Regions from separate parts of the Homo sapiens genome. Here all the other regions are linked to region 3. The links are chromatin loops, found by intact Hi-C in ENCODE. Cell type or tissue: natural killer cell. All regions are shown on one strand. Each heading gives the region's core, and the rest is flanking DNA. Links, peaks and the distances in the headings are about the cores only.

Evidence for each region. Peaks named below come from ENCODE experiments on the same cell type or tissue, not always from the same donor. Only the 100,000 strongest peaks of a DNase experiment are listed, where the experiment ranks them.
Region 1: a loop joins it to region 3, with 2.6 times the contacts of the local background. A loop is called at or near these places in 2 of 110 quality-filtered maps.
Region 2: a loop joins it to region 3, with 2.7 times the contacts of the local background. A loop is called at or near these places in 4 of 110 quality-filtered maps.
Region 4: a loop joins it to region 3, with 10 times the contacts of the local background. A loop is called at or near these places in 35 of 110 quality-filtered maps.

What each region holds. Positions count from the first base shown.
Region 1 is chr1:199,086,472-199,094,672 of GRCh38, reverse strand. No RefSeq gene overlaps it. Among named protein-coding and RNA genes, the nearest start is that of LINC02789, 58 kb to the left of the region's middle. RefSeq lists an enhancer at 5,032-5,081. In natural killer cell, for the core only: no CTCF peak of the experiment used is centred there; a DNase peak (open chromatin) is centred at 4,712.
Region 2 is chr1:198,915,547-198,923,747 of GRCh38, reverse strand. The region is part of intron 1 of MIR181A1HG (MIR181A1 host gene); the gene reads left to right. Among named protein-coding and RNA genes, the nearest start is that of MIR181A1HG, 18 kb to the left of the region's middle. RefSeq lists an enhancer at 3,804-3,893. In natural killer cell, for the core only: no CTCF peak of the experiment used is centred there; DNase peaks (open chromatin) are centred at 3,457 and 3,887; H3K27ac peaks cover 830 bases.
Region 3 is chr1:198,785,683-198,793,883 of GRCh38, reverse strand. No RefSeq gene overlaps it. Among named protein-coding and RNA genes, the nearest start is that of MIR181B1, 69 kb to the left of the region's middle. RefSeq lists a silencer at 5,034-5,153. In natural killer cell, for the core only: CTCF peaks have their summits at 4,757 and 4,957 (motif pointing right); a DNase peak (open chromatin) is centred at 5,033; H3K27ac peaks cover 1,508 bases.
Region 4 is chr1:199,110,234-199,118,434 of GRCh38, reverse strand. LOC107985243 (a long non-coding RNA gene) reads left to right here. Exons shown (of 3, transcript XR_001738357.2): 2 at 1,407-1,491. Among named protein-coding and RNA genes, the nearest start is that of LINC02789, 34 kb to the left of the region's middle. RefSeq lists an enhancer at 1,478-1,984. In natural killer cell, for the core only: CTCF peaks have their summits at 4,780 and 4,980 (motif pointing right); a DNase peak (open chromatin) is centred at 4,974.

The sequences.
Region 1 (8,201 bases), core at 2,544-6,543, 300 kb before region 3:
ATCATCCACATACTGAAGGACTAGAGTGCCTGGACTTCAGAAGTGGCCTAGATCTTGGGCCAGTGCCTGACCAAACAGATGACAGCTATCCCTAAGCCCTTGAGGCAAGACCGTCAATGTAAGTTGGGATGTGTGTTCTGTGGGATCCTCAAAAGCAAAGAGAAACTGGGAGTCAGAGTACAGGGGAATACAGAAGAAGGGATGCTTGAGGTCCAGAACTGTGAACCATTCTGCTTCCTCTGGTATTTGATAGAGCAGAGTATAGGGGTTGGGTACAACTGGATATAGAGGGATTACTACCTCATTGATGAGTCTAAGATCTTGAACTACTCTCCACTGACCGTTTGGTTTCTGTACTCCTAGAATTGGGGTGTTGCAGGGGCTGCTGCATTTTGTTACTAAGCCCTGAGCTTTTAAATGTCTGACAATATCCTGTAATCCTTTACTAGCTTCAGGCCTTAAGGGATATTGCCTTTGATAAGGAAAAGTGATGGGGTCTTTTAGCCTGATTTGGACTGGGCAGGCATTTTTTACCCCTCAAATTGTCTTTCCAATGCCCAGACTTCAGGGTTGATCCCCTCCTCAAGCAGGGGACAAAAAATGGGTAACTTATTCCCCGTATTCATGTAGATAATAGCTCCAGCTTTGGCTAATATGTCCCTCCCTAATAAGGGTGTGGGACTTTCAGGCATAACAAGAAAGGCATGTGAAAAGAGCAAAGTCTCCCAATTATAACTGAGGAGGTGGGAGAAATACCTGGTTACAGGCTGTCCCAGGATTCCTCAGGTGGTAACGGACCTTGAGGACAGCTGTCTGAGGCAGGAGATTAACACTGAGAAAGCTATGCCAGTATCCAGGAGGAAGTCAATTTCCTGGCCCTCAATGGTTAAACGTACCCGGGGTGCAGTGAGGGTGATGATATGAGCTGGCGCTTGCCCCGGGCACCCTCAGTCTGTTGTTGGATCATCTGGTTGGGGGCTTCTGGCCCAGAGAACTTTTGTCCTCTGGGGCAGTATGCCTTCCAGTGATTGTCTTGGCATAGTGGACATGGGTGAGGGGGCAGCTTGTTTCTCACTGGACAATCTTTTTTAAAATGTCCTTGCACTTCGGGAGGCCGAGGCGGGCGGATCACGAGGTCAGGAGATCAAGACCATCCTGGCTAACATGGTGAAACCCCGTCTCTACTAAAAATACAAAAAATTAGTCAGGTGAGGTGGCTCGTGGCTGTAGTCCCAGCTACTCAGGAGGCTGAGGCAGGAGAATGGCGTGAACCCCCGGGGAGTGGAGCCTGCAGTGCCGAGATTGCGCCACTGCACTCCAACCTGGGCGACAGCGAGACTCCGTCTCAAAAAAAAAAAAAAAATGTCCTTGCAAACCACACCGATAACAAGCCCTACTGGATGACTGGCCTGCTCCATTTTCTGTCCTCTCTGAACAACCAAGGTTTGTTTGCCTGAGGGCCATGACTAAGGCTGTGGCCTTTCTCTGATCTTGCTTTTCCTTTTCGGCCTGTTCCTTTTGGTCCCTATTATAAAACACCGAGGTTGCCAGGTTTGATAACGCCTCCAGATTTTGTTCAGGGCCCAGGGCTCACTTTTGGAGCTTTCTCCTGATATCTGCGGCTTATTGGGTAATAAACTTATCTTTTAGGATCAATTGACCCTTGAGAGAGTCAGGTGACAGGGGAGTATATTTTCTTAAGGCCTCCCATAGCCACTCGAGGAAGGCAGAAGTATTTTCTTCCTTTCCTTGAGTTATAGTGGACATCATTGAATAATTCATGGGCTTTTTCCTAATTCTCCTTAGTCCTTCTAGAACACAGGTCAGCAGATGTTTATGACTCCAGTCCCATGATCTGAGTCAAGGTCCCAGTGGGGATCCATACTGGGGATGGCTTGCTGACTGGTAGGGAATTTGTCCCATTCTTTAGCTGTCATTCTATCATTTACTTGACTAAGATACCAGGTATCTCCAAACTCTAGGGCTGCAGCTAAAGCTGCATTCTTTTCATTAAAGGCCAGGGTTTGATCTAACTATAGCATGACATCTCTCCAAGTGAGGTCAAAGGTTTGTCCTAGACCCTGTGGGACATCTATTTACCTATCAGGATCATCTGAAAACTTCCCCAGGTCTACTTTAATCTGCTTTAAGTCAGAGAAGGAGAAGGGTTCATGTACCTGGGTTGGGCCAAATCCCCATCCCCCAACAGCTTGAAGGGGACATAACCAATAGCCTGGGGGTTTTTGCCATCCCTTGGAGGTTTCTTTGCTTGTTTCCTTCTGGGTGGGGGACATTAGTGCAGGCTTATCATTAATAGGAAGGGGAGCTATAGGAAGGCTAGGATATGGAGGTAAGCTGAGAGATCCTCCTATGGAATGTAAATTGCAAGCTTTGCATAGTTATGAATTCTTCTTCAATGAAAAGAAAGCTTGGACATAATGTATTTCACTCCATTTGCCTTCTCTCTTACAGAAAAGGTCAAGCTGCAGGATAGTACTGTAATTTATACTTCCCTCAGGTGGTGGTTTTTCCCATCAGAGAGAGAATATTGGGGCTAGGCCGTAGTGCAGAAAAAAATGAGCTGCCTCTTTTTCAGGGTTTGCGGGTCAAATTGGTCCCAGCGGCTTAGGATGCATTTCAAGGGTGAGCCTGTTGATGCCTGAGTGTTTCCCATCTGAAAGAAAAATACTGCCCATGGTTTTGGTTTGTTTTGCACCCCCCTCCCCTGCTCAAGAACCCACAATGGTCCCTGGACCCTGCTGATCGGAATAGTTGCACTCACCGACGCAGCAGCAGAAACACTTGTTTTCCTCCTAGACCACAATGAGGACCAAGAAAGGTCAGATTTGGTGGCCCTTACTGATGCATTGTCGAAAACCTGCACCCTTGCCTTTCCTCTTAGACCACAAAGAGGACTGAGAAATGTTGGATTTACTGGCCCTTACCGACACATTCTCAAAAACCTGTTAGAGTCCTAAGCATTTTCTCCTGTTAGTATTGGGACTTTACCCCTGTCCTATAAAGATGATATGCTTCAAAATGGAGTGGAGGGCTATATCTTCGTGATGAGTGTTGCAGCTCTTAAAGGTGGTGCAGACCCAAAGAGTGAGCAGCAGCAAGATTTATTGTGAAGAGCAAAAGAACAAAACTTCCACAGTGTGGAAGGGCACCCGAGCAGGTTGCCACTGCTGGCTGGGGTGGCCAGCTTTTATTCCCTTATTTGTCCCCATGCATGTCCTGCTGATTGGTCCATTTTACAGAGTGCTGATTGGTCCATTTTACAGAGCACTGATTGGTCCATTTTACAGGGTGCTGATTGGTCCATTTTAGAGGGTGTTGACTGGTCCATTTTACAAACCTCTAGCTAGCTACAGAGCGCCAATGGGTACATTTTTACAGAGAACTAATTGGTGCATTTTACAAACCTCTAGCTAGCTACAGAGTGCTGATTAGTGCGTTTTTACAGAGCACTGATGGATGCATTTTACAAACCTCTAGCTACAGAAAAGTTCTCCAAGTCCCCACTTGACCCAGGAAGTCCAGCTGGCTTCACCTCTCAATAACTCCTACTTCTGTTTGGAACTCATCTCTGGAATCATCTGGCTTCAGAGTCCAACCAGAGTCAATAGTTATGAATATACCCTTGGTTATTCTGTTCCACACTCATCATACTCTCTTGCATGATCCAGGCCTGGATTTAATATCCAGTCATTTAGTATCTTCCCAAACTTGGACTACTTATTGAACTTTATCATGTGTAAAATGGGGCAATGTATCATGTGTAAAATGGGGCAATGTTATCAGCCTCACTGGATTATTTTACAGATTAAAAGAGAACAAATATAGGGAGTTAAGAACTAACTCTTGAACATGATAAGTGCTCAGTGTATTTTGATCTTTTTCCTTATGTTAATCAAATAACACCTGTCACTGCAGGCTTCATGAGAGTTGGTCTGTTTCTACAAATTATTTTTTATATCTTTTCAATATGTACTTCTTTGTTTTCCCACCATGATAGCACACTGCTGATGTTAAAAATATCACTGAGAACCAATTGATAAATATCAGAGCATTACCTCCCCACAAAAGGGTAATTCAGAGTTTGTAAACGATGACATTAATGGAAAATGCCACTTCAATTACAATTTTTTCTTTTCTGCTTTTTTTTTTTGGAGGGACTTGTTAAGAAAAATTATTCTAAGTTTTAATATTTCAAATTACATAGGATATTACATAGTTTAATCAAATTACATCTTTGCACATCTTGATTGATTCATTCATTTTGAAATATTACTTTAAAATCATGAAAATACAATAATAATTCTCATTCCAGTTTCTTTGATATTTTATCAAAACCAATATCCGTCATCAGTTTGTGGCAATATTTGATTTTTTTATCATGATTTAGTTCTTCTATTTTTAAGAATACATTTATTCTATCATCACATCACATTGTCAGAAGTCTCATAAGAAACATTGTTGAGAACTGTGTGACCAAGTACTTCTTTTAGGGTGTAATTCTTTCAAAGCAAGCTCTAGATTTTAACATAGTTGAATTAGTAGTATTTTTTGGCAATTTAATATGGAGGTATAAGATATTTGCACAAACTTACATATTTCTTAGAGGCTCCCTTCAATGAATGTTTTGAAACCAAACACGTGTATAACATCACCTAAACCAAGAAAGAGGATGTGGCCAGTATGTCGGAAAACCCCACTTATGCCAACTCCAGTTACTATTCTCCACCCCACAGTTGACACCCACTTCTAAAACCAGAGATGTTGCATATCTCTCACCTTTATCAAAATAAAATTTATCATTGACTAATTTTATTAATTTTAATTGATTTCATTAAAACAAAATGATACTGTATCTATTTAGTTGTGTGTGACTTCCTGTTCAACGTCTTGCTTGGCAAATTTAGAACTGTTTTTGCACACAGTTGTAATCAGTTCCTTCTTACTGACATATGGTATTTCACTAGAATTATGAACATACCAGTACAGGAGTTTTGGTAAACATGTGTATGCATTTCTATTGGGTATATCCTTAGAATTTGAATTGCTAGGCTGTAAGGTATGCATACATTTAGCTTTAGAGGACACTGCCAAAGAGCTTTCTATGAGGTTGTACTAAACTATACTAAACTATGTCTCACACCAACAGTATATGAAACTTGCAGTTGCTACAGATCCTCACCAACACCTGGTATTGTCTGTCTTCTCATGTTAACAATTCCAGTGAGGAAGTAGAGGTATCACATTGTGGTTTTTTAACTTGCATTTTGTCAATGAGTAATAAATATGAGTAACTTTTTCTATATTTATTGACCATTTTAATGTATTTTATGTGAATTGTTTAAGTATTTTGTGCATTTTACTATTCGATTTTCTATCCTTTCCTTATTAGTTTGCAGGTGTTCTTTACAGAGTCTAGATATGATTTTTTGTGTGGGGGGTAAATTTTTTGTAGATATACTCCTTCTTTATTTATTTAATGTTATCATTTGATGAACAGAGCTATTGATTTATCTTTTTGCTTTAGTTTAAAACTATTTGTGTTCTGTTTCTGAAATCTTGGACTACTCTAAAATCATGAAGATGATTGCCCATGTTTTCATCTAAAGCCATTATTGTTTTACCTTAACCACATAGACCACAGTCATTTTTAATTGATTTTTGTGACTTGGGTGAGCAGAAATTAAGATACTTATTTTTCTCAAATAAGTAATCCATTGATGCAGCACCTTTATTGGAAAAACTACACGTTGCCCACTGCACAGCAGTGTTACTTTTGTGATAAATTAGGTTGGCGTATATATGGGTAAAACTGTTTCTTAGTGAGTATATGAAGCACATATAGAAAACTAAAGAGAATAGTATAATTATCCCATACTATCCATCACACAGCTTCAATAATTATCAGTTCATGGACACTTTTCATATACTAGCACTCACTTCTTTCCGCAATTCCAAAGATTATATTATTTATCCATTAGTATTTCAGTATATCTTTCTGAAAGATAAGGTCTTTTTTCTAACATTCTGAAATATTATATTATCACACCTAAAAACTAACATTCACTTAATATCACCAAATGCCCACTTATTGTTCAATTTCTGATTGTCCCATACATTTTTAAGGAGGTGTTCATCCAAATTACATTTTTAAGGACTTGTTCATCTAAATTAGAATTAAAAAATGTTTATGAACCTGAGCAACATAGTGAGAGACCCCATCTCTTAAAAAAAAAAAATTGGCCGGTCATGGTGGCATGCGCCTGTGTTCCCTGCTACTCCAGGAGCTGAGGCAGGAGGATCTCTGGAGCCCAGGATTTTGAGGCTGCAGTGAGGTACGATTACATCACTGCACCCCAGCCTGGGTTGTTGACAGAGTGAGATCCCAGCTCTTAAAAAGAAAATGTTTATACATTGTAATTGGTTGATAGGTCTCTTCAGTCTCTTCTAAAAACTACAGTTTTTCCTCTCTCTCTCGTGCGTGTATGTGTGTGTGTGTGTTCTTTGCGATGAATTTTTAAGAAGCTGGTTCAATAGTTCAGTAGAGTGGTCCACATTTTGGATTTTGTTATATTAGTCAATGATTAGTTCCTATTGGAACAAGACTTTTTTAAAAAAGATTGATTTCTAGGTACTGAAACAAAGCAACAGTTACCTCAATATCACCAAAGTGGAGTACCAGCTGAAGTTTGTGCTAATACCTAATGCTTATGTAAGAAATACACCTATTTTTATAATAGGTTTCTATATGCACTGTCCAAGGGCATTTTAACTGTAGCACTATTGACATTTTGTTTGGGCTGGTGAATTCTTTGTTGTAAGGGGATGTCCTACACTTTGTAGGATGTTTAACAGTATCACTGGCCTCTTTACTTTAGATGCCAGTAGCAGGCCCCAGTTGTGAACATATAAAACACTTATTGTCATTCACCCACTGCTTGCCATTTTTCATCCCTATTCTTTATATTTTCTCACCTTGATCTGTTATAAGTTCCTTGAGAATAGGAGCAATGTCTTAATGAATGAATTGGGGTTATTGATCATTTTTATGCCCTTGTGATATTTGCTTCTGAGGACCAAATGAGATAATCCACAAAAGACTCCCTTCGAACACTTTGCAGGGCCCTGGTAAAAGTGTTGGACATTTTTAGATCCTGTTACTGGTTTTGCCTCACCATTTCCTGCTGCATTGTACTCAGTCCACTGCTATTGACTCCTCCATTTCAAACCAAGCATTTTTGTGTAGTCAGCAATGTTTTTCCATTAATTCTTCTTTCCTTCTTCACACAAATCAACCAACTTTTTCCTCTTGACTTAATTCCCACAGTTTCAAGTTACAGCTTTCCCAGCCTCATCTCTCAGCTTCTCATACACTAATCTTTCTGTGTTTCCCACAGTCAACCTCCCTATTTCTACTCCATTTACCTACACTCCCACCATTCTCTCCCCGAATACACTCCCACGCCATTTCTTCTAATTTATGTCTTCCTCTTCTTCTCTATCTTAATAACATTTTCTCTGCTAATTCCTAAAAATCTGTTGATGTATTCCCCTTTGTATTTCCTAACCTTCTACAATAATTTTTTACTACATTATTATTTTTAAAATTATTGAGTGTCAAACCACAACAAATAAGTTTTAAAAAGTTAAATAAGGCATAGGTCCTGCTCCAGAGGATCTTGGAGAAGAGATAACGGATAAAATAATTTCTGTGCCAAGAGGTCCTGTTATAATGATGCCTCTAATGGTGTTGTGAGACTCACAGATGAAGCAAAAAATTTTGCTTTGAAGAAGGTAAATTATATTTAAAAAGTGGCACTTCTATTTTGTCTTAAAGGGTGTTAACTGAGAAAGAAGTAGGGAAAAGGATTCCAGGCCCAGAAAAGATCACAATTCTTTCTTGGTATGAAGAGTATTCCTTAAGATGGATGCATAGAGTCTCTGAAGTTGAGTGCCTAGAATTTTGTTCTATGTGTGCTACTTCATTGGTCTATTTTAGTCAAAAATCTTATACACTCTTCCATTTGGATTGAAATCTCCAAGGGAGGTTGGAATATAAACGGCATCAAATACCAGACTAATCCACTCACTGATGTTTTGAATAAGCATGGCACTGATAACATGCCTCAAGTTCTGAAAGTCATACAGGGCAACACATCACCCTTTTCAGTTGTCTCTAGACA
Region 2 (8,201 bases), core at 1,964-5,963, 130 kb before region 3:
TTTCAAATGCAAGATCATATTAATCCTAGAAAGGATGTGGGCCCTATCTCAGATTATCATCAGTAATCAATACTTAGATGCACAGGTCAAAACTCTGTAATAAGTTCCATTACAAGGAAGACTGAGATAGAACATGTATAAGCACAATGGAAAAGTCCATTCGTTCTAATTATTTATTTAAAATTACTGTATACTAAACTCTCTTAAAATTCATCATAATAAGATTTGACCTGTGTGGATAATACACTTTTCATTTCCACACCACTTATATATATTTTTATAAATATGTTTGTTCTCAGTCATGTTTCCCTATGGCTCATCTGTTTAGTATTTTTATCTCCTTTACCTGTTCAACACGTTATATTCTGCTATTCCATCTAAATAGAACAAATGTTTCAAAAAAAATACCAATAATGGCTGCAAATTTAAAAAATAATCTCACAGTGTTTTAGTAAATGTACTGAGCTTGGCTACAAGACAGTTCACAGTAGCACAGAAGTCCAGCCTGTAGTGGCTTCCATCCAAATCAATGTAGCCACAAATAATCCTTGCAAAAGGATAAAACTGAGTCCAAGGACAGTGTTATCAAATTGTTACAATGTAGTCACTTTATAATCAGTCTCAAATGTTAGCTCAGGGGAAGTCATTGGGCATCAACATAATTCATGTTCTTATGGTTTAAAAAATAAAAACTGTAGATGGTCTCAATCTTGGATCAAGGTTAATGGAGTCTGTCAAGGATTAAAAATATGTACTTAGAAATCCGAAAATCTCACACCTCTCAATTTTTTTTTGGCATTTTCTAAAATTTCCATAAACAACTAAAGTTCGGTTTAGTTAGAGACTTGGTTGGACTCACAAGTCCTTCTCTTCTGTCCTGTGACTCTTTACGCATTAATCAACTGAAAGTTACAAGATGTGAAAGTGTGACTCAAGTCAACTTCTCTCTTAGACAAGTAGTGTTAAGTCATTGCCCGAAAATTTTCTTGTTGGTTCCCAGCTTTCTAAAAAAATAGTTCTTGATTTTATGTCAGGTAGTGAAACTCACTATAGAAACTCATTTATTCCATAAACAACAGAACAGTTTTTGTTATTTGCTAGATCTGAAATAATTTCTAATATACTTAAAAATATTTATGCATTTTATATATATATATATATATATATATATATATATATATATATATATATATATATTAGATATATATATTAGAAACTAGGTTGGCCAGGCACGGTGGCTCATGCCTATAATCCCAGCAGTTTGGGAGGCTGAGATGAGTGGATCACTGGAGGTCAGGAGGTTGAGACCAGAATGGCCAACATGGCAAAACTCCATCTCTGCTAAAAATATAAAACTTAGCTGGGCATGGTGATGTGCACCTGTGGTGCTAGCTACTGAGGAGGCTGAGGCAGGAATACCTCAGAATACCTTCATTTTGAAGGTATCCACTATTTTAAAACATGTCTCTAGTGTGTTTATATGCAATTTCAGCCTACTATAGTAGAACTTTTATTGAAGGTCAAATGCAACATAATAGTAGGGAACAGGAAGCAATTGTGGCAAAGTTCTCTACAGTATTGCCCTAAGTTCTAAGAAATTCTACAATAAATTTGAAATTGTCTGCTGAAGTCATGTTGACTTCCATTATTTATCCCTGAAAAACGAATGAGAGTTCCAAATGTTATTGAGTAGTCACTGCAAAAGTCATTAAAGAAACCAAAAACTATTATTAGAAACAGTTTTGTTTGTGCTTTCTGTTGGTTTGTGTTTGGTTTTGAGACAGGGTCTTGCTCTCTCACCCAGGCTGGAGTATAGTGGCAAGATCATAGCTCACTGCAGGCCTGGCCTCAAGCAATCCTCCACCATGGCCTTCCAAAGTGCTGGAATTGTAGGCATGAGCCACTGCACCCAGCCAGAATGTCTTGTATTTGAGTACCCATTTATAATTTTTCATCAGTTTTTTTCTTCAGCTTCCATACTCATAAGTGATATTTGAGTCACGAATTCAAGCATTCATATATTCATTTTTTTAACTATATAAGTAAAGAGTAAAGCTAATTTACTGATTTGTCCTTGAGGAGTAGAAGACAAAAGAGGAGATGCTGACCAAATTCCCTAGTTAATTTTCAGGGTAGGAGAACAGAGACTGGATCACTGTGCTACCTTAATTCAATATCTATTAATTAAGGCTTTGTTTATTCTAAACACTGCACTACACAGGTAGGAGGATATAAAAAATATGAGAAAAATGTATTATCTGCCCTTGATGTATCCATAAGTAAATTGATTCAAAATGACATTTTAAAATATGAACCATAATTAATTCTTCTTTTATATTCAAAATATATCTTCTGCATGTTTGCAGAACATTTTATTATAAAAATCGTAAATTTGTGGATAGCAATAAATTTCAGGGAATTACATTTTTTAAGTTGTCCTTATTCAATACTTTGCTAATATAATTGATATTCATAATGATGACCAGAGGAGTAAATATTCTAAAGATTTAGAATTATAAAAATAAACACTAAATTGGCCAGGCACAGGGGCTCATGCCTATAATCCCAGCACTTTGGGAGGCTGAGGCAGGTGGATCACTTGAGGTCAGGAGTTTGAGACCAGAGTGGCCAACATGGCAAAACCTCATCTCTACTAAAAATATAAAAATTAGCCGGGCATGGCGGTGTGCACCTGTAGTGCCAGCTAGTGAGGAGGCTCAGGCAGGAGAATTGCTTGAACCTAGGATGCGGAGGTTACAATGAGTCAAGGTCACACCACTGCACTCCAGCCTGGGCAACAGAGTAAGACTCCATCTCCAAAAAAAAAAAAAAAGGAAAATAAAAAATAAAAATAAACACTAAACTATGTTTAGTGTGATATTATAATAAAATCTAGAGTTTTTAAAATGAGACTCCAAGAATTAATCAAATGTATCAGTTTCAGAAAAAAACCTGCATTTCTGTATCAATATTTCCTATGACATTCTTAGGGCATTTTATTAAATCCCATAATTACTTCTTTCTCTGATAGTATGTAAAAAATGTTGTTATTAGTTTACTAAAGTAATATTTTCCCCAGTTCTTAAGGATGTGCATGCCATGAAAGAAAAGAAAATCACCAAGCAGGGACATTTTCTATGTGATCAAAGAAGTAGCAGCTGCGGTAGGATGTTTGTTCCAATAAATGTACAGGCCTTTGGAAGAGTTCAGATATACTACAAATAACACTGGAATCTTAACATTCATTCATGTCATTCTCAATGTTTCAGGATCTATCTTCATCAAATCAATGATATCATTGAGAGTTTAGATGGGCATAGCATAAATACAATTAGCATAACCACTGACCACATGATCTGATCCAATACACTATGACGTATGATTTCCTCAAGAATCTTCAAGATTAGGACGGTGCTCCTTTTGACACCCTATGCCACATAGCTTTTTCAGCAAACCTTAGACCTAAAAACTAGTGGTTTCAGAATCATTTCAGAGCAGGAGAAGTGGTAGGATGCCATGATGCTCTTGGAGCTAGACAGATGAAGACAGAATACTCTCATCAAACTGTAAATTCTGGAATGGCTTGGACTCTCATAGCAGCAGTAGTTTATGGAACCACTGATTTTAGAAAATTGGTCATCTGACACCCTCCAATTGACAAGTGAGTTCTCACCACTTGTCATGTTAAAACTTGGGACTACATTTCTGAGATTCTTGTTCTTACCACTGAAGCTTGATACTAATTCCATCCCGTTCATCAATGTCACCATCATTATCTTTTTATTTCTCTATATGCCAAACAAATGTGAAAGAGCTTAGTTTGATTTTTTACTGATCCACAATTAACCTGAAGAATACAGGCGTGCCTCAGAGATTTTGTGGTTTCAGTTTCAGACTACTGCAATGAAGCAAATATTGCAATAAAGTGAGTCACATGAATTTTCTAGTTTCCCGGTGCATATGAAAGTGTGTTTACCCTATATGATAATGAGTTAAGTGTGAAATGGCATTATGTAAAAAAATTGCATATCTTAATTTAAAATATTGTTAAAAATGCTAAAGATTGTCTGAACCTTCAGAGTTGTAATCTTTTTGCTGGTTTTGGGTATTGCTTCAATGTTGATGGCTGTTAACTGGTGAGGTGGGTGGTTGCTGAAGTTTGGGATGGCTGTGGTAATTTCTGAAAATAAGACACCAGTGAAGCTCAGCACACTGATTTACTCTTCTTTTCATTAAAGAGTTATCTGTACCATGCAATGCTGTTTGGTAGCATTTTACCCATAGTAGAACATCTTTCAAAATTGAAGTAAGTCCTCTCAAAATCTGCATCTGCTTTGCCAACTAAATTGATGTAATATTCTAAATCCTTTGTTGTAATTTCAACAATATTTACAGCATCTTCACCAGGAGTAGATTCCACCTTAAGAAACCACTTTCTTTGCTTGTCCATTAGAAGCAGTTCCTCATTCATTAAAGTTTTATCATGAGATTGCAGCAATTTAATCACGTCTTCAAGCTCGGCTTCTAATTCTTGTTGTCCTGCCATTGGCACTACATCTGCAGTTACTTCCTCCACTGAAGTCTTGGAACTCCTCAAAGTAATCCATGAGGGTTGTAATCAACTTCCTCTAAACTCCTGTTATTATTAATAATTTGACCTCCTCCTATGAATCACAAATGTTCTCTACGGCATTTACTATGATGAATCATTTTCAGAAGGTTTCCAATTTACTGAGATCCCTCAGAGGAATTACTATCTGTGGCGGTGATAGCCTTACAAAATGTATTTCTTAAATAATAAGATTACACCTTGATCCATGGGCGGCAGAATAGATGCTGTGTTAGTAGGCATGAAAACAACATTAATCTTCTTGCATTAGAGCTTTATCAGAGCTCTTGGGTGACCAAGTACATTCTCAATGAGCAGTAATATTTTAAAAGAAAATTATATTTCTGAGCAGTAGGTCTCAATAGTGGGCTTAAAATACAGCATGTCAACCATACTGTAAATAGATATGCTGCCACCCAGGCTTTGTTGTTCCATTTATAGAGAACAAGTGGAGTAGATTTAGCATAATTCCTAAGGGCCCTAGAAATTTTGGAATGGTAAATGAGCATTGGCTTCAAATTAAAGTCACCAGCTTCATTAGCTTCCAACAAGAGAGTCAGCTTGTTTTTTGAAGCTTTGAAGCCAGGCATTGACTTCTCCTCTCTCACTGTGAAAGTTATAGGTGGCATCTTCTTTCAATAGAAGACTGTATTATGTACATTGAAATTATATATTTTTAGTGTAGCCACCTTTTTTAATTATCTTAGCTAAATCTTCTGGATGACTTGGTGCAGCTTCTACATCAGCACTTGCTCTGTAACTTTGCACTTTTATGTTACAGAAACAGTTTCTCTCCTTAAACCTCATGAACCAACCTCTACTAGCATCCAACTTTTTTCTGCAGCTTCTTCGCCTCTCTCAGACTTCATAGAATTGAAGAGTTAGAGTATTGCTCTGGATTACGCTTTGGCTTATGGGAATGTTGTGGCTGGTTTGATCTCCTATCCAGACCACTCAGACTTTCTCCAAATCAGCAATAAGGCTGTTTTGCTTTCTTATCATTTGTGTGTTCAGTGAAGTAGCCCTTTTAATTTCCTGGAGAACTTTTCCTTTGCATTCACAACTTGGCTAACTAGCACAAGAGGCCTAGCTCTTGGTCTGTCACAGCTTGCCACATGCATTCCTCACCCAGTTTAATCATTTCTAGCTTTAAATTTAAAATGAGAGATGTGGTTCTATCTTTCACCTAAACACTTACAGGCCATTGTAGGGTTGGCCTAATTTCAATATTGCTGTGTCTCAAGGAAGAAGCAGGCCCAAGAAGAGGGAGAGAGACAGAGGAAAGGCTGGTCTGTGGAGCAGTCAAAACACACACAACATTTATCAGTTAAATTCTCCATTTTACATAGGTGCAGTTCATGTACCCGCAAAAATTACAACAGTAAATATAAAAAATCACTGATCATAGATTGCCATAACAGATAAAATAATAATGAAAAGTTCTGAATTATTGAGAGAGTTACCAAAATGTGACAAAGAGGCACAAAAAGAGCACATGCTACTGGAAAAATGGCACAGACAGACTTGCTCAATGCAGGGTTGCTACAAGCATTTTATTTGCAAAAAGCACAATTTCTGCAAAGTGCAATAAAGTGAAGTGTAATAAAATATGGTATGTCTGTATTTTGGCCAGATGACAGAATTATACTTCCTAGAAACTGGCCACATAAACGTCAGGGGTTTTATTCTTTCTATGGGGTGAACCTGGAAGATGTAACAAATGAAACTGCTAAAAAGATTTTAAGCTAAGATGGTTTTTAAAATAACAGCTGGAATTGATTTAGAAAGCAAATGAAATTGCAAGGAGATAGCAAAGGAACACATTGTGACGACTAAACAGAAGCCATGCATGGGGTTCTCTGATCTAGGAATCTGGATGAAGCTGGGGAGGCATTCAGAAGCAATAGCCACATTTTTATATGGGTCATAGAGACTCAGGTGTGCAATGCCAGCTCCAAAGAGATTTCAAGTGCCATGAAAGGCAGCCCCTGACAGTCTATGCTCTCTTCTTATTTTTGTGGAAATGGCACTCCCGTAGGATTCCCAGCAGCTATGATAACAACTGCCATGGTGCTCCCCCCAGAGTATGTCATTCTTTCCCATTAACACAGCTGATTGTCCCTAATGACTTTTCGGTATCAATATGGTTCTTTATTAGCCACTTCTAAAGTGTTGACTTTGACATATGTATAGTCTCAAATTATGTTTTTTAGAGTATAATTGTAGCTCATTGTCCCTAATACAGCCAGCTTCAAGAGTTTGACTGAATTGCTATAGCTTTTATGTAGTTCAATGTTAGATGCTAGAGTGGTTATAGGGGGTTTCAATTACTGAGAGAGTAAATGAAAAGGTAGCCTTTTTTTCTGCTCTTGATTTTGATGATTTTTCTCATTGGAGAGAAATAGTACCTCTGAATTAATGGGAACACTATAGGAAAGAATAAGGAAATCATAATTCAGAGCAGAGTTACCCTCTGCTGAGACTCCCTGTGTGCTTTACTGCAATGAGAATTTAAAAAGATTTATTAAGGGTAAAATATGTCAATTTTGTAAAATAACACAATCTGTGGTAAAATAGTTTTAAAAAGAAAGTTGTTGAAGTTGTTTTCTTTTTTGGTCAAGTTTATATTCCTTCATCGAGCAAAATCCAGGTGTTTGCCATCAAACGTCTTAATCCGTATTCTTTTGACTTATTTTCCTAATTTAGGTACAGATTATCATTTTACCTCAGAGACATGAAGTGTCAGCACAATTAATTGAAACAACTGATTTGTTGTTTGAGAAGAAAAATAAGAATATGATAATTAGGCCCTACTGCACACATATTTCTGAATCACAATTAAAAAAGAAAGTACCGAAACAGTAGTATAAAATATAGGTAAATATGTGTTGATAATACTTCATTCCACTCAGAAAGCAAGGTTATATTTGTTTCAAGCCATGCATTAGATAGTTGAAGTTCTTGAGGAAGTCAATAAATAGCACCCTTCTTCCCCACTCAAGTTCTGAAATAAGAAGCAAAATAGGTGGAGGCAGAATATCACCTTTATTATTGCTACAGCTGATCATTTTGAAGAATGTGACTCACACCTTCAAGTATGTGGGCTGAAAATTTATAGCATAGAGAGGTCATCTGGGAGGATTTACATTCTATAGGCAATACAAAGAGAGGAAGGGAACATGAGAGTTAGACAGTGAGAGGATGAGGGAGAAAGAGAGAAAAAGAAGATATGGAGATATGCAGGCTCACGTGTCCAGTTTTTCCTTCCCAACTTCCCATTTAAATGCATGTCTGGAGTAGAATAAAAAGGAGAGCTTAAAGTGTTACATTAATGGAACTCATTACATATGAAAAGACAAGAGTAGGGAAAGAAACTTTTCCCCATAAATATATGCATAAAAGAAATAAAAGGCAATCGAATATAAAGTACAAAAATATAGTAAAGTTAAAAAAATCCTAGCTTTATTTCTTTATTTAAATTAATATTCATAAAGATAGCTCACAAAAACCTACACATATATGGTAATAAGTAGATAATTCTCCACAGGAAAGAGTTACCAAAGCTTGAAGTGATTGCCAGAAATCTCCACTT
Region 3 (8,201 bases), core at 2,764-6,763:
CAGCTTGGTACTGGAAACCAATTCAAAATTTAAAGAGACAAAACTTTACTAAGCACTGTAAACACTATTTATATGTAAAGTGCTGTGCTATGAACAGCATAAATGGTCCCATATGTTTGGAAGCCTGAAGAAAACAACGCAGGTTGTGACATGTATTCAAACTGATACATTTAATGTCACATGAAATGTGTTTTTTAAAAAACTCTACCAATCATAGCAAGGCAGGAAAACACAAAAGCATCATACATTTCAATCACAATAAATACTGACTGGAATGGATCCTCCAAATTTTAAGGGCCTATTCTTCTCTAGGTATATGTAACTCCCACCGATGCTATTGAAAATTAATAATCCATGTGGGAGTGAGAACATCAGGGATTGTAGCAATTTTACATCTGTCAGGGAAGAGGCTACTTCTGGTTTGAATTACCTACATGCTTCCTTGGAGAAAACTTGTCAGGTCTGTGCCGTTTACCTTTTCATTCTGGCAACATGCTAAAAATTATTGCATTAAAGTAGGGCATGTTGTTCCAAACTAAAGAAAAAAACTGTATTTTCTTCCAGCACAGGATACTTTTACATTTATCAACCATTTGCTTCTAGAGCTGGTCACAGAGGAATCACTGGTGTTCAATAAGATCAAAAGAGAATTAGATTTACATGTGACTTACTCTGGCAAAATAACTGTTTGTTGCACCCCAGGAACATGTATAATGGGAATGTTTTCTCTAGTGTCATATTCACTGAGATCATGGTGATGATAATGTTTTATGTGTGATGGCTAAATAGATTTCAATTGAATTCCCTTGAAAGATGTATGTTTACAGTCAGAGTTCTCCTTAAATGACAAAAACAACCTATTTATCTTTTCCAGTATTTATTATTTATTATAAATAAAAGGCATAGATGAACTATAGACATAAATTTTGCATGGTGGTTAATTTTATAATAGGAAATTATTTCCCATAATGGCTCTAAATTATATCCTACAAGATTTATGAGCATAATCATGATTGTTAGCCATCATATCCTGCTCTAGAGCGCAACAAACATTTATTGAAGACATATGTGCCTATACCTCCATATTCAAATATTGTATGTTCAAAAATGATGATAGATAAACATATACAAAGGTATGACCTTTGCTTTCCTAGAGTTCAGTCATAGAACAAACATAGAACAGTTGCAACTGGGATGCAAATGGAGATTAAGAGGAGAAAATAATGACTTCTGTCTTGGAGTGGTAGGAAGAGTGGGATGAGTATCTGAGAAAGCTTTACTGGTGATGGGATATTTGTGTTAGGCTCTGTGGTGTGTGAAGGGCACCCTAAGTAAAGGAAAGCACATAACTGGTAGCCACATAGGTAGCCCTGAACCAGAAGCATGGCTACAATGTAGCACACATATTGGAAAAATAAAAGGGATGAAACGGAGCCCTTAAACTGTAGCTGGATTGTAAACAGTCTTTCTTGCCATGCTTTCATATGTGCAACAACAGCAATGACAAAAAACTGGAGAATCCATCCAAATACATTATTTTCTAACTCTGCTCTGAGAAGTCATACGATTTACATGGAGTCCACTGGGGACAAAAATGTGGGTGAGATAAGAAGAAGAATGAGTTCCAGCATCCCAATTCCCATACAGATTTCAGCCAGATATGAGCATCATTTATCCACAAGATGCTATTAAAGAAAGAGTTTTGCTATTTAAGTAAAAATAGGTAAATAAAAGAGCGAAGAAGTTTACAAATCACTACGTTATATTTTTGAAATGAGAAATCCACAGATAAGCAATATTTCAGTTGGTTGGTTAGTTGGTTGATTGGTTGGTTAATTGGTTAGGTGGTCAGTTGGTTGGTTGGGTGGTTGGTTAGATGGTTTACAAAGCCATTCTGACAGCTGTTGCAGAACGTGTTTGAGGGTGACAGACCCCTTGTGAAGGAAATGCAACAATAAATGTGAGAGATAATAGAAACCTAAAATAAGTCAATTGGAAAATGAAAAAAAAAGAGGGTAGACTTATCCAGATGGACTGCTTAGCACTCAATACCGAATTAGAAAGTAAGATGGTTTAAAGGTGGGGGTGTACAACAGGGATATCCAAAGTATAAACCATGGGCTAGCAGCATCAGTATCCCTGATGTCTCAGGGCCACCCTAGACTTCCTGAATCAGAATCACTGGGTCAGGAGCGAAGTGGGAGGAAGTAAAAATCTGTGTTATAACAAATCTGCCCAATGATTTGTATGTGTGACAAAGTTGTAGAAACACAGATATAAAGGGTGAGCCAATATTCCTAGTTTGGTAAATAGAGTGGGTAGTGACTGAAAAAAAAGGTATATTTGGATACCAAGATAATTGTTACAGTTTTGGATATGTCATACTTGATATAATTCAAGGGTATCCAGGTAGCAATTAAGAAATGTGAGTCTGGATCTCAAGACAGGAGTTAGGATGAGTTATTGATTAACCTAATACATGCTGCTTTAAGAGTAAACTCCTACATTTTAGTGTCTACACCTGCAGGCATTTGTTTTTTGTTTGCTTTAGGCCCCAATAGGTATTACTGGTCGATAGGTTTCTGAAAATTACTCTGACTGGTGGCCTAACCAGTTCACCAATTCTCTGACTGGTAGTCTCATCAACCTCAGCGTGCAGGTGAAAACGATCATGGCAGACCATGCATGGCAAGCCTGAAAGATGTTGCTTGCTGTGATATTGTGAAATAGATATTTGGTCTTGGTCCATGTTTCCTGGTGCACAGCTCCTAAAACACTTGAAATCTTCAAAGTGATAAGAGTGTCTTTTGTAAGCTAATAAGATGAGTGGCAAGTGGGGCTCCTAGGTAGCTTCAAGATGAGAGTTGGACACCAGAAAAAGCCAGCCATGATTACAGGGTTAGGACTTTTAGACCCACCTCCCAACCTCCAGGGAGGGAAGAAGGGTCAATTGTTGAGCTGATTATCAATAGCCAATAATGTAATCAATCATGCCTATGTAATGAAGACTCCATAAAAACTCAAAAGGCCGGGGTTCAGAAAGCTTCTGGATAGCTGAACATATGGAGGCTCCTGTAGGGTAGCATGTCTGGAGAGGATATAGAAACTTTGCTCCCCTTCTCCTATACCTTGCCTCCAGATGCATCTCTTCCATCTGGCTATTTATCTGTATTCTTTGTAATATCCTTTATAATAAATGGGTAAGCATAAGTCTCTCCCTGAGTTCTATGGGCCATCCTATCAAACTAATCAAATTGGAGAATAGGGTCAAGGGAACCCTGATTTATAGCCAGTCAGTTAGAAGTAGAGGTGACAATCTACTACTTTTGATTGGAATCTGAAGTGGGTGGCAGTCTTATGGGACTGAATCCTCAACCTATGGGATCTAACACCTGGATTGATAGTGTCAGAATGGAATTAAATTATAGGACACTTAGTTGGTGTTTACTGAAGAATTTCTTCGTAAATAGGCAGAAGCCCACACATCCGGTGTCAAAAGTGTTGTGTTGTGTGACTATGTGAGAACAGGAAAACCACTTGGTTTTTCCCATTTCTATACGGGCATGCCAACTTGAATGGGATAATTCAATCGTTTGGTCAAATCTTGCTGCAAGACAGGTGAGAAAATATGTTCTAGCTGTGAAATCAGGAAGAAGGAGAAAGAGATTTAATAAAAAAAAATCAGCCAGTCCGGGCCACTCTTGGGTACAGCAGTTTGAGAATCAGAAGTACATGGAATGCTTTTTGAAACTGTGGAAGAAGACAGGCTGTTCTATTTAACATGCCTTTTGCCAAAAAGCAGCATAAATATCATGATAAGACATGCCGATATGCTAGTCAACTGATGAGATGTATTGCATAAGCATAAAAAATAAGTTCACAACACTTTCAGACACAAATGTAGAAAATTAGGAAAATAGAAGTAAGGCCAATAATATTCAGGGTAACAGAACTGATTTTGCTTTCTTTTGGAGGACAGCTCATATAGCTAAAGATCTCTTACAGTTTGTTGAGATTGAAGGAAGCACAACTATTCATTAAGAAACCCTATTCTTATCCTAAAAAGTGATTATTGTAAAACAAATGCATACATACTGCTTTCTTGAATAGATACAATATTTATGTAAATATCCTTTTTCATAGTATTATTTATATTTTGACTTTTCTATGAAGCACTCAGTTTGTCTTATATTATCTCATTCCTTTTTTAAAAAATCACATACCTAATAGCTAAGATCGTAGATGAATTGAAAGGTGATAGAATAAGAACTTAGCTGTAAAAGGTTTTTTCCAAAGGCACAAGATAAAATCAAATCAACTCTATTCATATAGAAGGGAATTGAAATTTCCAGTGTTGATCTAATTTGATAGCTGAAAATGATCCATACAGCATTATGTTTTTTTCTTCAGAAAACAATCAGCTTAGTGGTGAGCAGGAAGTTAAGGAACCTAAAATAATTCCTTTATATGGTATGCAGAGCGTTTTTGTCATTTACTTTTCTCCTATCTTTGTAGACTTATTCACTTTATAATTCCTGGCTCACTAGTTTCTCATTGGCATTCTCCCATCCTCATCACCCACCCCCAGCAGGCCTGGAGGGGGCTTCAAGAAACTCAGAAAGCTTTGTAGAGCACATTTGAAAACAACTAAGCAAGAGAGGAAAACAAGCAGAAAGACACACAGGCTAGATTTAGAAAATGGTTTAGAATGTTTTCCTCATGGCTTTTCCTAGTAAGGTAAAGGGCCAAAGTAGTTCACTCCATTGATATTTGAATATTCGCCATCGTAAGGCCTTTCTCACACATGGGATGATAATATTCTATAATTCAGGTATGTGTTATTAGGTATAAAGGAGATAAGAACTACCTGAGACCTAATAGTATTTAATAAAAACTCCAAATGTTCTCTATTTTGTTATCATTAGTTCCCGTGACAGCACTAGATGAAATCTCCCAGAAGAGGGAGCTGTGGTCGACTGGAGGTTTGCCCTCCCTCTACTCAGACAGGTCACACTGCTAACAGTGGGCTATGGGTTGCTATGGTTATCACAGAAGGCTGCTGAATAGGGAGGGAACTGTGACAGCTGCTGTAATGTGGAGGGGCCCTTAACCCCTGTAAACTTTTGTGAAAGTGGTTTCCTTTGTGATGAGCTTGAGATATTACACTGCTTACTTTCGTGTTGCCTGTGTATATCCTGAGGTCAATAAAGTTTCCTAAGATTGTGTGACCCAGGCTGGTGTTTGCCTTCAAAACATTACCCTGGCAACCAGAGGGAAGCCTCAGCTACAGAGAGAGGTAGGGGCATCCTAGTGACCTTTTGTCTGGAATGTACCTCCCTCTCTTCTTGAGAAAATTCTAATCATATTTCAAATGTCATTTCTTTTCCTGAAGTTTTCCCTACTCGTTCCCCCAGACCATCTCAGAAAAATCACTTCCCCTTCTGTGTTCCTATTGAGCTTTAGGCCAAATTGCAAACACAAAACAACTACTTTAAGTTGAAGTGGTAGAAAAGGTAGCTACACAGCTTTGCAAATTTAGTGTCAGCATATCTTCATCTCTCAAACTCAGGTGGGCATCTGTTTTTCCTAAAAAAGCCAGGATAGGACAAAGTCTATTTCAATTAAACTGTAGGCCAAAGGGATGTGAGGAACGCAAGATGCAAAGCAGAGAAAAAAAGTCACACAAATAGAAAGGCTATCACTGCATCAATAATTCACCAGTGACAGGCCTTTAGAAGGTTTACTGGGAAGAAGTAACTCAGTTATATACAAAGAGTAAATAATCTGAATTTAAATGAATACCAAAAATGTCAAAATGGGCAATTTTTCTGCAAATAACCAAGAGAAACCCTAAAATAAAGAACTCATATTCCAATCCAGATTAATACTTATCCAGAAAATGTTGAGGTCTTGTACTTCAAAGAAAAAGAAAGGAAAAGTACCTTTAGTTATGAGGGGGTTTTTGTTTGTTTTGGTTGTGTTATTATTATATTACTTTTTAACTAATGTCTAATAATGAAAAGTATAGTAATAGCTATTAATAAAATGTACTGATAGCTTATGACGTGCCAGGTACTGTATACTAAGGACTTTACATCAACTATACAACTAAGTATTTTTATTGTCGATATTTTTCAAGTGAGAATATTGAGACCTAGAAAGGTTAAGTTACTGGCTGAATGTGTCAAAGCAAGGTCAGTTACAAAAGGTAGGATTTAAGTCATGCATTCTGGGTTAAGAATGTGCTCCCTTCACCTCACTATTATATTCTATTGTGAGGACTTTTATGTGAATGTCTATAATACTGTTTGCCATCGTCATAATTTGTATCCTCAGTGGAGGAGAAGACAGGAGCAAGGTCCAGGGCACTGATACCACAAAGCAATGAAATTATTACTGATGGGGCAACCTCCTCCAAGGGAGATAAATGGATGGGTACAAGAGGACAATGAGTTGACAAGGGACAGAAGAATTTTCTAAGCCAAAGAGAGCAGAATTGACTGAGTGGAAGCATAAATCAGTGCCTTCCTATGAGCAGTGGCTTTGAGACCCAAGCTAGTTTCCTCATGCTACCCCATGATGTCAGAGTGCTTTGTTTCCAGGTGTCGGGATGAAAGAGAGAGTGGAGAAGGTACACCTGTTGTTGACTGACTTAGATAGAAGTTCTCTGCTCACTGTCCTTCAGTGAGAATTGCTCACATGACCAGATCCATATGTATGTGGGAAAAGAAAACATGGATATTTGGTGAGATCTGAAATTCTAACAAATCTATTAATGGTTATAACCCAACAGTTGATTTGCTTTCTGCTTATTTCTCCAGCCCCAATCTAACCAAACCAGTCTTCTCTTCATCTCTTTTTTGACACCAAGACTCCACTTGGCAGTCTTCTCAAGTATTGTTTCCCTTCCTTTTTCAGTAGCTAATTCCTGCATATCCTACAGAGTGCCTTTTAATTATATCTTCAGGGAAGCATTTTTTGGCTTGACCAAATCCTAGATAAGGTTCTCATAACACCACCTACCATTTTTGATTTCAGTATCGATTTTATACTTTGTAATTATTTGACTAAATTTTATTCTCCCCTTCCACTAATAGACTATAATTTGAATAGGAGCTGTCTTTTTGGTTCATTGTTTTGTTTTTAGAGATTTACAATAGTAGATACTTAATAAATGCTAGCTGACTAAATGATTGACTGACTGGCAGAATAAATAAATACATAGTATCTTTATTAACATTTTATCACTAGAAGCTTTCAAAGAGTAGAAAATCATCCGTCAAAAATACTATAGAAGAAGTGGTATTTGAACTCAATGGATTATTCATTTTTTTATTCATTACATACATTTTGAGTGTCTGTACTGCTAGGGATTATGAGGCACTGGAGACCTATTTGGAACTCAGATAAACTTTCCATGAATCACCATGCTTACCCTCATCTGGTCTTTGAACACTCTTCCTTCTACCTGGAGCCCTCCTTCACTGTGCCTTTTTCTCTAACTAATTCTTAAATATCCTAGGAGTCTCAGCATAAGTGAATTTCATCCGGGTACATCCATGACTCCCAAAATCTGTTTTTATTAAAGGCATAGCTCACTATCTATCTCTTGTATGTTAGTTATCATGGGGTATATAGGATGAGTGAAAACAGGTGTGGCAGACCACTGCTGCTCCCCCAATATCCACCCTTCTTCACTTACATATCGTGGGCTTTTAGCTGAGCACAGAGCCACCCAGCTAAAGACCACATTTTCCATCCCTCTTGCAGCTAGGTGGCTTCTTGCAGCCGGGTGGCCACATGACTACACATTGATGAAAGAGATGGGAGTAGATGTATGTATGATCCTTTCAGGTCTTTTCCTTGTTTATGATTGTCCATAAAGTCCCATGATCCCTTCTCCCTTTCTTCTGGCTGTAGTATAGCAAAAATTGGAGCAGACTTCTCGGGCCTATAAGTGTGGGGCATGGCCCTACCAATCCACAAACATACAGGATAGAAATGCACATTTGCTTATTTATTTCATTATACTTTGGGGTTTCTTTGTTAACAGAAGCTTAGCTTGTACCTGACTAGTGCAACAGAGATCATATTTGTATAGTTTATCTTTGTATCCACTTCTTGATGCATTGGATCTGGCAGATAATACTTATTGCCTAATAACTACTTATTGAATAAATGAATGAATGGTTTGGTAATGT
Region 4 (8,201 bases), core at 2,605-6,604, 320 kb before region 3:
TAATCTTAAAGAAAGGAATGGTAAATAATGAATATTGTCATTAGACTGGTAATATAAAAGTCATAATCATTTTACTATAACAGCTAAATAACATGCACCCTTGAGAATAATAGAAGTCAGCCTTGGTCTCCTGTGTGTTATCTTGTGATTTGTGAAATAATCAGCCTTGTGAAATGGTAATGGGCACTTAAGAAAAATAACGGACTTTACTTGGCTAAACACTCCACACTCAGGGAAGGTGTTACTCACTTAGGCTCCAGAAATGATTGTCTTGTTATAACTTGAATTATCCTTGCGTCCACCACAGGCATAAACTACAAATGCTACTATAGTTACTAATGCTACTACATGAAAAGCATTGGTCAAGTAATAGTACAACCATTGCCAAACTCTCAAATTGTGAACTGAAAGGTCTCTGTTGATACCTATTCTATGTGTAGCATCTGTGAATAGAGAAATAACTCTACATCTTGATTTGGGCTCATCACTATCTTTGAAAAATTTTACAAGTTGTTTAGTTAATTCCTTATATCATTACAAAACTCTTAGTGATTGTCCAGCAAGCTGTGGAGATAAGAGACTTTAACCTTATAGTAACCATTTCAGAATGCCAAGTTTAGAATAAAAGTTTAGAACAATGGAGCCCACTTTCTACAAACAACAAAAATCTTGTGTCTACTTTGGTCTATTCTTGGATGTTAGCTCTGGCATCTCATATCATGAGTAGTGTTGCCACTCACTTTGCAATTAAAAAAGAAAGAAAGAAAAAACCTATGGGCGAAGTTCTTGGTTCTAAGAAAAGAAGTCTTGAGATGTCATACATTTTGAAAGTATTCTCATTCATTCAAGAATGATAAAATATTGTTGAAAATTACTTCAAAACCAAAAACACACACAAAAAATAACCAACAAAACAAACCTTTGCTAAAAAATAAGTACATATGTCTGTTTCACAAATAAACAAATAGATGCATTAGAAGGTTAAGTAATTTTTCCACAGTTATTTACTCAGTAACTCTGCAGAAAAGTATTCAGGAGCAGAAATGGAAAATCCTAACTTGGAAAGTCCTGCTTTGATTACTAAACAACAGTTTCCTTAAGGTAACACATGATATTGAGACTAAACAAAATAAACCCAAACATTTTGTGTAAGATAGGGATTGAATTTATAACACAAATGACTTTGCACACAGTAGGTACTCAATAGAAAACTATTCAATAAACTACACTGTGGTTCTCAGTCTGGCTGCACATTCAGATCACCTGAAGAGCTTTTTAAACATACCAAATGCTGGTGCCCATCCCAGATCAACTGAAATGTGATCTTTGGTGGGAGTAAATACTTCTGCTCAAAATATCCCCAAATAGTCTATTCATTTCTTCCTTCTGCTTCTCCTTTTCCTCAGGTTCTTGCAACAGAGAAGGAGACAAATGCATCACACAAAATCACACCGTGAGGGTAGAGGAGCACACAGGGAAGCACTGTGGTTGGTAAGGAGGGAGAGGGAGAAGGAGAAACTGTGGGCAAGAAATCTTACTGTGGTTCCCATGAGAAGGAATGGGCAAGGCTGGGTAAGCAGGCCTCAAATTGGCTATTTTGAATAATTCCAATGGTCTTTAGGATATAAGGGCTGTTTCAAGTTGTCTGGTACCTGGCCCTACAGTGATTAGAGAAGGTGAATAATAGCCTAAAGTGTGAGAGCCCAATAAAGAAGGTGGTTGAGGATATGAGCTCTAGATTGGTTGATTTGCATTTGAAAAGCATGCTCACTGACTGAGTTGTTTACTGTCTGTAGGAATTGAGGTAGTAATATATCTCTCCCTTTATGCTAACCCTGGGTAGGATGGAGAAGTTAGTTTCTCCAGGGTTACCAAGGCCCCAAATGTCACAGTATCATAATATAGAAAATAAAAGACAAGGTTAATACAACTGGCCCTATCATGCTGTTGCATCATATTAAGAAAACGTTGGGGTGATAACAGGGGAAACCTTTAGACAATAGGGCATAAATTGCCTTAAACAGTATAGAAAATATTTTATTATGAGAGTAGAAAAGAAGACCATGAGTAGAAGTATAAGCATTTCTTATAGACCAGCATATAACCAAGTTTCCCATTTATATGGCATTAGTCAAGAAAATAGATCTGAAATTTCCAGGATCTCTAATAATATCTTGGTAGAGTTGCAAAGTGTCAAGTGGCAAAGTGTTCTGGCAGTTATGTTGTTGGAGAGTATGTGGTTGATTGTTTAGTAAATTATACATAAAGATTAGTGATATTTGTGTATCACCAATGAAAATGGTTGATTACTATGATCATGATTCAAGACACAGGGCAGGAGGTTGTTGTGGAAAACTGGAGGTGGGTAATAGAAGAAAGTCCTGGAGTGGGTAGTTCTCTCCTCAAGGGGCCTAGGGTTGATTGAAATGTGCAGTTGCCTCTGGGGGAAAGTAATAATTTCCATTCATTTTTGGAATGTCATAGATAGTAGTAACCTCTATCAGATTTTCCTTTAGAGAGGAGTGTGCGTATTTTGTCATAAAGCAAGGGGTATACCAGGATCATGGGCTAAGCAGACAATGAGACTAAGCAACAGAATCCTCAATGTCAGAGGAAGAAAAGCAATAAATGTCTCATGTCCACTTTGTCAGGGCCTTAGGAGAAGTCCATGTGTGTCACTGGGATGGAGGCTTTGACTTCATGGGTAAAGTCATCTCTGGTGCTGGGGAAGAATTCGTTTCCATTGATGAAATCTTGGGTTGGGGCAATGTCATCCAGGATGTGGGACTGAGGATTGTTTTCAAGTTTATGTCCACTCACATTAATGTGGGTCTTACTTTTGTGGCTGTATGGTATTATAGTGACACGGAGCCATTTGTGTCATTTGGAGGCAATGTTAGGCCTGGGAGCCTGGCTTGCAAATATCTTTCAAGTCAAAGGGATTTTGGGTTCACAGCTAGCAAAGGTGATATTGGCATCATGATGCTGTTGTAATGGACAAATATGCCAGACCCAACTGACACCACTTAAGCCCCCATTAAGGATGGCCATGTCTAAAACTTTCTAATTAGTCCAAGGTTTCTATTAGATGGGTAATGAGAGGAGTTTTGTTGGAATTTGGTTTTGATTCAGATTTCCTAATTTGGTTGTTATTAATATGATGCCAGGTTATATGTCAAATAAAATATCTGTGCCTGAGTTTGGAGTGCCAGCATTAGCCTGTAGGCATGTCTTGTATTTTTTTGTTTTCTTTTTATTTCATTTATTTATTTATTTATTTTGAGATGGAGTCTTGCTCTGTCTCCTAGGCTGGAGTGCAGTGGCGCAATCTCAGCTCACTGCAACCTCCACCTCCCGGGTTCAAGTGATTCTCCTGCTTCAGCCTCCTGAGTAGCTGGGATTACAGGTGCCTGCCACCACGCCTAGCTAATTTTTGTATTTTTTAGTACAGACGGCGTTTCATCATGTTGGCCAGGTTGGTCTCGAACTCCTGACCTCAGGTGATACACACGCTTCGGCCTCCCAAAGTGTTGAGATTACAGGCATGAGCCACCATGCCTGGCCTTCTTTTTTTTTTTTTGAGACTGAGTTTCATTCTTGTCACCCAGGCTGGAGTGCAATGGCACAATCTCAGTTCACTGTAACCTCTGCCTCCAGGATTCAAGCAATTCTCCTGCCTCAGTCACTCAAGTAGCTGGGATTATAGGCATGCACCACCACACCCAGCTAATTTTGTATTTTTTTTTTTTTAGAAGATATGGGGTTTCACCATGTTAGCCAGGCTGGTCTTGAACTTCTGACCTCAGATGATCTGCACAACGCAGACTCCCAAAGTGCTGTGACTTGTATTTTTAGCCATTTGTTGTAGGCCCTTTGCTTCAGTTGTTGGTTTGGTTGGTGATGGGAAAGCTGGTAGAGACTTTGGGTTATAGGGCTTGTATTAGCCAAATTCAATGGCATGTGGGCTTCACCATTGTCCATGTTTAGTTGAAATAATGGCTTACTTAGATGCTTTGAGCTTGTAGATTGCAGACCAGTGAAATCAGAATAATACTGATGAGACCAACAGTCAACAGGATAGTGTACAGCTGCATTTGACAGGTGTTTTGGGATTTGGGTTTTTTTTTTTTTTAAGTTTTCTGTCTGTTCCTGACTGCTTTTACCCTTTGGTTGTTTACCTGATAAACTCCTGGTGGTCCTGGATGACCATGTTCATACATGGTTGCTTCCTTCTCTAGAGTGTACCAACTGACCTCTGAAGGATTTGGATTTACTTCCAAGAGAGTAGTAATGCCTTATAAGTATTTTTGAGGCTCTGGATTTTGAACATAAGGCCCTTGGCATGCTGGTAAGCAGCAGTTCCCAATAAGACATGTGTGCACAATCTGAGTGTTTTACATTATTGAATCAATTGCATGACCTTCTCAAGGGTATTAGGTGGGCCAGGGATAAAGTGTTCCTTTCTTCATTTCTTTTTCTATAAGCATCGTGCCACTGATTTACATGGGTGTGACCCCTTACATCCTGCTTTATCAGGAGACAAATTGTGACAGCAGCAAGGCAAGCAACAACACAAGAGTTTACATTGGCTCCATGTGTGCCTCACAACATATGAGAATCTCTAAACAGCATCCTCCCTCTACTCAATGGAGCAGACTGAAATGTACAAGGAAAATAATAACTTAGTTACCCCGCCACTTGTCAGTAATGCCTTGCTGATTGATAAAGCCCATTTCATATCACTTGGAGGGAAGTCTTACCACATTCCTTTTGGAGGAGACATTGCAAGCCTTAGCTGGTCAATATAGATGGATACTCCTGGGAACATTGTTCAGAATCTAGGCAATTGACTCAGCTTACACTGGGACTGCAGGAAAACTCAGCTTTCAAGTTCTGAATCTAGGGTGGGGATTTATAGTAATGCCTGCCAAATCCAACAAACAGCATTTGCAGCCACAGTGCAAGTGCATGCCAGTAGGTGGCGATACCTTTCCAGGCTGCCACTGACATCTGGTAGAACTACTTAGCAAGCTGTTATGGACTTGAAGTTTATGCCCTACTTCCCAGTTTAATAGGTTGAAATCCTAACCCCCAATGTGATGGTATTAGGAGGTGGCTGGGGTCTTCAAGAGGTAAGTTCAAGGTTTCCTAAAATCACCCTCAGGTTTGCTAATTCACTCAAAAGACTCACAGGACTTATTGAAAGCTATTGCACTCACAATATTTGCTACAGGGAAAGGATAGAATCAGCTAACGAAAGAGACATGTAGGGTAGAATCCAAGAGGATTCCAAATGTGAAGCTCTTATTGTCCTAATGACAAAGAATACCTCCTGGTATTGATGTACGACACTATCTACAGAGTATTGCCATCCCAGGAGCTCACTTGAACTCCCATGTTCAGAGTTTTTACTGGGGCTTCATTAGGTAGGCATAACTGAAGGATTAATTGCCCATATGGTTGAACCCAATCTCCAGTTCCTCCCTCACTATGAGTAACATTATTAGCATAATTTATTAGATGCAGCCCAAGAGGCCCACTGTGTTTCTGTACTATACACGTGGGAGTTTAGAAAAGTCCTGTAATGTCTTTAAGCTTGAGTTCCTTGTGTGTAAAAATTAGAATAATGATTTCTATCTCATAGGTTTGCAATGGTAAAGAATAAATTAATTCATATTTCTCACACATAGTAATTATGCAATAAATGGTGAAGTAATTAGGTCATGAGGGTGGATCCCTCTTGAATGCAATTAGTGCCATATAAAAAGAGACTTGAGAAGTTCCTTCCTCTCTGCCATGTAAAGTACAATGAGAAGACAGACATCTGCAAACCAGGATGGAGGCCTGGTTATTATTTCATTAATTATTAATTCATTATTATTTATTATTAACATATTATAAAATATTATTAATATTCTTCTCTTCCACAAAGTTATTCTTAATTCATTATCCATGCTTTCAATAAATAGTGAGAAAGGAATCAATGTGACCAGCTTATTTACACTACTGTTGGGAATAAACAAGAAGCCATGAAGCATAGAAAAGTGATTTTAATCCCTAATATAACCAGTTTTGAGTATCTAGATAAGTTTAAAGACATCTTCAAGTCCTGATAATCCATAATTCTGTGGGCTCTGTGGCTTTTTTGGTGTAGGAAAAGAAGTGCCTCTTGAAACAAGGACCAGAGTTAAAGTTCCAGCACTACATTTGTTAAGTGTGTGACCTTAGGCAAGTTGTCTATCATCTCTCTACCTCAGGTTTCTTTTCTGTAAAATGGGAGAAAATAATAGCTACCTCAAAAGTATTGTTAAATTTGGAAAAGATAGCATACTGAAAAATACACAGCACAGCACTGTGAATTACACATAATAGGTGCCTAATAAATAAAAATTTTAAAATTTATGTAACAATTAATCTCTTACTTAGTGCCAGTCACTAGAAGGTGTGAATGGTATAGTGATGAATAAAGTTTGATCATTGTCCTAAAAATGTATTTCATCCAATAGGAGAGATAGACAAGCACACCAGGAGTGACCATACAGTTGATAGATCTAATTTTTTCTCTTTTGCCTTTCAATGTAAATGAGTCAACCCCTGAATTTATGGCTTTTTCTCCTCTACTTTCATTAGTTCTTGCATCTGAATAGATCTTTGAAGCATTTACGCATGTAAATCAAATAAATAATTATTTAATTAGTGAAATTTCAGAAAATATAAAATGTAGGCAGGTGTTTTTTTGATAAGGAGTATTTGATGACTCCTTACTTGCCAACAAATAGACCCAAGTGACAATCGATAACTTTTTACCAATCTTCTTTTTCATTATGCAAGACTGATAGACAAATTGGGAGGTCAAAAGTACTAGTTTAATTGAATGCCGACATTTATCTTTTAGACTGTGGCTGTGAATAAATCATGTGAAAAATGAAGATAGCATAAATTAGAAAAGATTATAGCCCCAGATTTGCTTCTAATTTCCAGTCTGATCTTTGTAGGTCTCAGCGAGTTTATTTCCCAGTTTTCTTTTCTACAAATTGAGACTATGAGACATGCTATCTAAGGTCCCCACCAGTGCTATTTTATGGCATTTTGCATATTAAAATAGTGGAGCATTAACAATACATGCACAAAATATAGATTTGGAGAATGAATAATCACATAACTGTATATATGTAATTATCATTTTACTAGAAAAATTGCATAAGCTGATTAGATTTAGCTATATGAGTTTTTAAATAAATTTATCATTTCATATATTGCTCATTTTTCAGAAATATCACCGATTTTTAAAAAATACAATAAAAATATTATCCATTCAACAGAGAAGTGAAACTAAAAATATTAAGTTTTCTATTCATTTCTTTCACTAGTAATTATCTCAGAATCCCAAGATATGCCAAATCTTACAACATTAATATGCTTGCTGTCGAAATTTACTAATTCTTTCAAAACAGCTTTTGTATTTTTTCTTGACTTTATTTGTTTAGACCCTGTGCATTTTCAAATGAACACAATGCAGGTGATGAAAACAAATAGAAAGCAGTAAGATAAAACAAAGTAACAGTAGAGCAAGTGTGAAATGAGAGTTTATTGATGCTATTGTAGAAGCTTTCTCTATCTTGTAGGGCCATTCCATTTTTTATTACTAAATCTGGCAAAACAATGAAAACAATATTCAACACATTTTGAATATTAAGCATTTAACTGTATGTGTGCCAGACACTTGGCTAAGAACTTGACACATATTACCTTATTTAGTCCTTATTGTAACAGTAGTAGTTAGATAGTATTATCACTCCATTTTTCTAATGACAAAACTGCATTAGAGAGATTATATATTTTATCTACATTCCAGAAGCTATAAGAGGCATACTTTAAACCCAGGTTTTTCTGATGCAAAAGCTTACACTCTTACCCTTTTCATATACTGCTTCTCCTCAAAAGTTATCTCTTATAGACAATGACATCTTATTGCAAACCTCTTTGTGCCTATTGCCTGGTACAGCAATAAGCACATAGCGGGAAGAGAGAAGTCTAACACAGGAACATAGCTTTAGAGATTTAATGTTCTAGGTATACAAAGAGAACTAACATCTTGACATATTGGGCGAAAGTTTTTGCTAATATATGTAGTAATTGCTATTTAAAAAGTAGTGCTGTCTGCATGATAGGAAGTCTCCATCCTCATTCTTTAAATAATG